Regions from separate parts of the Homo sapiens genome. Here region 1 is linked to region 2. A link is a loop called in an ENCODE intact Hi-C map of the cell type or tissue named here. Cell type or tissue: endothelial cell of umbilical vein. All regions are shown on one strand. Links, peaks and the distances in the headings refer to the core of each region. The heading gives the core; the rest is flanking DNA. Region 1 holds the start of TUSC1 (tumor suppressor candidate 1). Region 2 has its middle 260 kb from the start of LINC03106.

What was found. Peaks named below come from ENCODE experiments on the same cell type or tissue, not always from the same donor. Only the 100,000 strongest peaks of a DNase experiment are listed, where the experiment ranks them.
Region 1: it touches region 2 in a loop (2.8-fold over the local background); 1 of 110 quality-filtered maps calls a loop at or near these places.

What each region holds. Positions count from the first base shown.
Region 1 is chr9:25,676,882-25,679,793 of GRCh38, forward strand. TUSC1 (tumor suppressor candidate 1) reads right to left here and starts at 1,563. Exons shown (of 1, transcript NM_001004125.3): 1 at 88-1,563. The coding sequence starts at 1,431. The coding sequence ends at 802. In endothelial cell of umbilical vein, for the core only: no CTCF peak of the experiment used is centred there; DNase peaks (open chromatin) are centred at 680 and 1,550; H3K4me3 peaks cover 1,680 bases; H3K27ac peaks cover 1,901 bases.
Region 2 is chr9:26,325,545-26,328,456 of GRCh38, forward strand. No RefSeq gene overlaps it. Among named protein-coding and RNA genes, the nearest start is that of LINC03106, 260 kb to the left of the region's middle. In endothelial cell of umbilical vein, for the core only: a CTCF peak has its summit at 1,141 (motif pointing left); a DNase peak (open chromatin) is centred at 1,107; H3K27ac peaks cover 453 bases.

The sequences.
Region 1 (2,912 bases), core at 223-2,722, 650 kb before region 2:
ATTTAAATTAGTATATTCATAAAGGTATCTTTTTAAAAATATAAAAATGTAACACACTTCAAATAATACTCGCCGCAACCTTTCAGATAATTTTTAATGCACCAGATTTATTTACCATTTCAAAAGATCACGATATAGGCAGATACCTTAAAAATTCTCTGGGGGCAAACAAATCAGTATATATTAGATGTACAGGGACTGCAGCCAAGACAGGCATGAGTTCCTAGGTTATAAATATCATCTTTATAAAAAGTGGGTATTTTATAGGACATCCAAGTAACACCGACTTATAAAAGCAAACACTGTACTTAAAATGTTGGCCACATATGAAAGAATAGCTGAAGGCTTTAGGGGATTGAAGAATGGATAAACTCAACCAACTAAAAACACATTACTCATCCCTCAGAACCAAAATACAGGAAAAAAAAAAATACAACAGGTTCGCACAACATCCAGAAAAGTTCAGGGAATATGAAGTGTTTCTTGGCACCCAGTTCTCGCTGTTTTAAAATCCGTCCCTTCGTTGTTGGCTAGGCCTCTCTCCAGGGAAACTAGCCGGGGCAAGAGGCAGGGGAACTGTACATGTGGGAGGTCCTGAGGGCCCTTGCACCCACTCGACCTCCACCAAGCGGATGGCCAAGCGCCACCCGGAAGTGTCCACTGGTGGGGGCGGGAAGGCACCGTAGTCCAAGGTATCCGCGGGCAGGGAGCGGGCCAGGGCGTGCGCGAGGTCGGGGGTAGCTGGGAACGGAGGAGGAGGGGCCCGCTCGAGGCTCCGCCTCTCACCGGCTGCGGCCTCGGCTACAGCCAGGGCCCAGAGGGCTCCGAGTCCCGGGAGCGGAGGCCGGAGTCGGGTTCCTGTAGAGGCTGCTCCTCCTTGTCCCCGCTCGGACGTGGTCCCCGCTGCTCGAGGTGCAGCTGCAGCAGGGCCCGGCGGTACATGGCTTCCAGCTTCTCAAGTCGGGCCCTCAGGGCCCTGGGGCTGCCCGGCTCGTCCTCTCGGCCGCTGTCTCTAGCCCTCCGGTTCGTGCTGGCCTCTTCAGGGACCCGGCGTGCCTCCGCGGGCGTCCCGTTGCCGCCTTCGCCGGGGAGCCGCAAAGCCTGACGGAAGAGGCTGCGGTTCTCGCGCTTCAGCCGCCGGTTCTCGAGCCGCAGCCGGGCGTTCTCCTGACGCAGCCGCGCGTTCTGCCGGTCCCACTCGTCCCGCGCACGGATGGCCTCCAAGTGGCTCGCCGCCAGGTCGGCAAACCGCTCCTCCAGCTGCTGTCGGGCGCCGTCCGCGCGGCCTCGCCAGCCCACGCCGCCGCCGCCGCCGCTGGGGCTGCCCCCACCACGAGCCCGGCCGGAGCGGCCTGGCCCTCGGCCGTCCGCAGCACCGTCCCCGCCGCAGCAACTCCCGCGCCTAGTGGCGCCACCACGCATGCGCCACATCGGTCCCATCCCAACCGCGCCGCCAGCCCCGTGGGCTGAGGGGCCGCGCGGCCAGGCGCGGGCAAGTTCGGGGCTGGCAGGGCGGCCGGGGTGACGACGGAGGAGGAGAGGAGGTCGCGGGCGGCGGCTGCTGGCTTAGAGCCAAAGGAGGCCGGGAATTTGCCCAGACTGAGGCGTGTCCTGTCTCCTGTGGTGGAGCTGCCCCCTGGGCCTGCTCTCTCCAGGCTGCGCTGACACACAGTTCCCCCGGGGAGTGCTTTGCTGTTCAGCCCTCCGGCTGCGCGGGAAAAAGCGTGTATCCTCAGCTGAGTTGTGCCAGGGCGCTTCCGTGCAGGCCTGGGCACTGCAGGAACTAGCCGTCCTCGCCCGCTCCGGAGTGCAACCACCAGTGGTTACTTTGCTCTTTACACGGCATTCTCAAAACTAATGATAATAGAATGATCGGTTCTGAGACAAAGCTATGGGGCAAGTTGAAAAGCTCTAAGTGCTTCATTTAAAACCCAGTGGTTTAACCCACCCCTATGTTTAATAAAACATTAAACAGAATTGGGCTGAGTACCTGTCATGGGGTTTCCCGGTGGAAACACCTGGCTCTCCAAAGAATGCAGTCAATTCCCAATTTGTGAACAGCCAGGAATTCACTCTGTAAATTGTTCAGAACGCTATAGAAACTAGGTCATACTTAGTTGATTTGTTCAGGCCAACCCCCAAAAGCTATGAAACAAGAAGTGCTCTGTTTATTGAAGAAACTGAATACTTAGTTCCAAAGTTTCTGGGATCAAGGATGTACATCTCATTGAATGAATCATTCCTTCTTGTAGGGTCTCAACCTACATAGTAACTGGATGATTGCAAAGTAATTTAAGGATTAGGTACTGACGCCAGAATCTCTTAAGCAAGTATGCCCTAGCAAGAATCTACATGTCTAACAGGGTCCCAGAGAATTCTCAGGATAACCAAAATTTCCAAACCACTGGAGCAAGTAACGAACAAGAAAAACATATAAGTACATACATGGGGTCTTCATTGACAAGTACAAATAAGGGGAAAATATTTGCTCAATTTTTTTGTACTTTTATTTTGTTAGGCAAGATCTTAAGAGACCACAACACCAAATGTGTTCTCAATTATCTCATTTTATCACATGAAAGATATAATTTTGGAATTTCAAAAAATATAAATTTAGTTTTAAGAAGGACCACATTCCAGGCCGGGCGTGGTGGCTCACGCCTGTAATCCTAGCACTTTGGGAGGCCGAGGCGGGAGGATCACAAGGTCAGGAGATCAAGACCATCCTGGCTAACACAATGAAACCCCGTCTCTACTAAAAATACAAAAATTAGCCGGGCGTGGTGGCACGGGCCTGTAGTCTCAGCTACTCGGGAGGCTGAGGCAGGAGAATCACTTGAACCCGGGAGGCAGAGTTTGCAGTGAGCTGAGATTGCGTCATTGCACTCCAGCCTGGGCGACAGAGCAAGGCT
Region 2 (2,912 bases), core at 151-2,650:
GACAGCTCAACCAACTATATGAACAGGGGCCCTCTATCCATTTGCAGAGCCTCAATTTATTGCCTATCTGGCATTTTCATCCAGATACAGTAGAAAAGAAGTTACAAAAAAGGAGGACATTTCTTAAGGGCAAAGAAAAAATTTTAAATTAGATAAGAAGAAAATCATCAACCACCCTACATTTATATGTCTAGGTTTTCAACATACTGAGTCATGGCTTTCCATGATTCTAACTTGCAATAGCTTGAATAGTAAAGAATTTCCAGAGCCAGTCACTTAGCAGAGGTTCAATAAAGACTTGAGAAGCTGGGAGATTTGGAATGAACCCAGCCTTTAAAATCAGAGAGCCCTAAGTTTAATTCTTAGCTCTGCTACTTGCTGGTTGGGTGATTTAAGGTGGTTGTCTGACCTCTTTGGCTCTACTTTTTCCTCTAAAAAACAATATTTATAATGTTCACCTCTTAAAAGTGTCATAAAAATTAAACAGGATGAATTGTATAACGTGGTAATTCCAGCATAAAATAAGTATTCAATAACTATTAGTTCCCTTACATCAACCAACTATAATTTCACAAGGATTCCTGGCCGAGAAGGTAGTCTCAGGACTTAGGTGGAAAAATTGAACATCTTTTAAGTGACCAACCCTAAAGCTATATACATCAAATTTTATGTCACAATTTACAATCCACACCAAGCTGCTTTTCTGTCAGGGAACCAGACAGACCCAAAATGCACAGAAAACATACAAAAGGAATCCCATCATTGACACAGCCTGTCTAATCATGAACCCTTTTCTTATTTCAAAGACAAAAGTCTACCTAGAAGGACCAAAGTGAGATTGATGCAGCAATGGGCAAATATGCAATATTGTGATCAGGGATCCTAGGTCCCTCCCTCTATGCATTTTGCCTTTAATGTTCTCCATTTTTTCCATGGACGACAGGGACATTGGGGGAGAAAAAGATATTTTTTATAATTTTCATCAAAAAATGGCATTCGGAGTCAAAGGTACTGAATCAGAATTGAAAGAACGAAATTGTTTCCCAGTGTCCTTTCTACTGTTTGCAAAGGACAGTTTCACAAACCCTGGGACTTGGTGAGCATTTTTTCTGCAAATACACACTGCCCTCTGTTGGTAAAATGATGCACTTCCACGCTGCTAAAAGCGCAGCAAAGATCACCTAAAGATCAGCTGCAGCTCTTAAATAAAATTACTGGAAAATGGTAAATTTTCTGTCTTAAACTTTCAGGGGCCCATTTTATCCTAGTCAGCACAAAAGAAAAGAAATTAATAACAAGAGACCTACATAAAATCTAGTGCTACTAAGCTTATTCCAGATATAATTGGTGTGAGAGATTTTTTTTAAAAGGAAACAAAAGACATACATTTTATTAAAACAAAAGGTTTTCATTTAAAACTTTTTCGTTTGTAGTTCTAACCCTCACTATGATTGTCAAGAGTAACCTAGGCAGCTTCACTGACTTCCTTCCTATAAGACTGAAAATTGTCACTTCTTACTTGCAAAGGAACTAAAAATATCCTGCTTAGCCTTTGGCTTTGAGGACTAAAATGCTTCTGATTGGAGTGTAAAAGCAGGGGAAAATGAGATTCATATGTGCTATAATGTTGTCTAATGTTTCCACTCTAGTTCCTTAAGTATAACAATTTTTAAATCATAGTAACTTCTTAATTCCTAATAGTACTGTTAAGCAAAACCAAATACACCCAGATATTCAGTTCCAATGTGAGGCTCTTACCAACTCCAAGGAGCCGGTGGAAATACAAAAAAAGAATTGAAAAAAAAATGTAACCAAATAGTAAAGGAACAACGTTAACATATAGGTTCATAAGTGACAGTATTTGGTAAACAAAGGTAAGATAAAAATGAAATAGAATGCATACAGATATTATTCAGATACTCGAAGCTGATGTGGAATGTTCAAGGGAAACACAAAAGAATCTCTCTGGAGAATGAATTTTCGGCTATGTTAAAATCCGTAGTGAGCAATCTGACTGCAGTCATAGACTCAATTTTAAAATAAACTCACAGCAGGCTTTTTATTATACTGTATATGTAATGGTAATGTGAACGTCTCCTCAGTTTGTTCAATTGCTTTGACTCCAGGAAGAGCGAACCAGATTTCCAAATTAGAGAAGAGCCTTCAACAGTGATGCATTTGTAGCCACTGAGTTATAGTACCTTTTTGTAATTCTAAACAAATAAATCCACTGGAAAATCTTAACTAACAACTGGAATTGATAAACTATTTACATTAAAAATGTAATCTGATAATTCATCTTATAAGCAGATCCACAATAGCTCCACCTGCTCTATAGATAACCAAGGGTATTCTCTAATAAGTAGCTCCCCTGTTCCCAGGAAGGAGTCTGAACAAGTCACTAAGTCAAACCCTGTCCCTGGAAAGCCTGTTCCAGGAGGAAGAGAGGTAAATGGCTGCCAGTGGGCAGTTCACTCCCAAGAAGAAGAGCAAGGCTCAAATGGGCACATCCATTGAATTATCCTTCTTGAATTAAGTAGTCAAATAAGTAACTCTACGTCCACAGGTATAGAGGGCGGGTGTAAAGTGCAGAGAGAGACCAAGCGTGGGTTTAAAACTATCTCCACATGGAAATCAGAGAAATGGGAAATGTTTCACTCTGAAGTTCCCTAGTTCGGTCCTCTTATACCATTCTCATTTAACTACCAAATCTATAGCAAACCAGGGGTGTGTTTAGCCCCTAAAAGGAGGTGATCAGGTTTTATCACCTTCATGAAGCTGTTCTCTCAATGCCAGCGCCAGCCCTTGAAGGTATTACCTTACAGCCACTGGTGAGCAGTTCAGATTTTTTTCAAAGTAGACCCTGGACCATATCATTAATTAAATCAACTCCAAGACCATTTTTTCATATA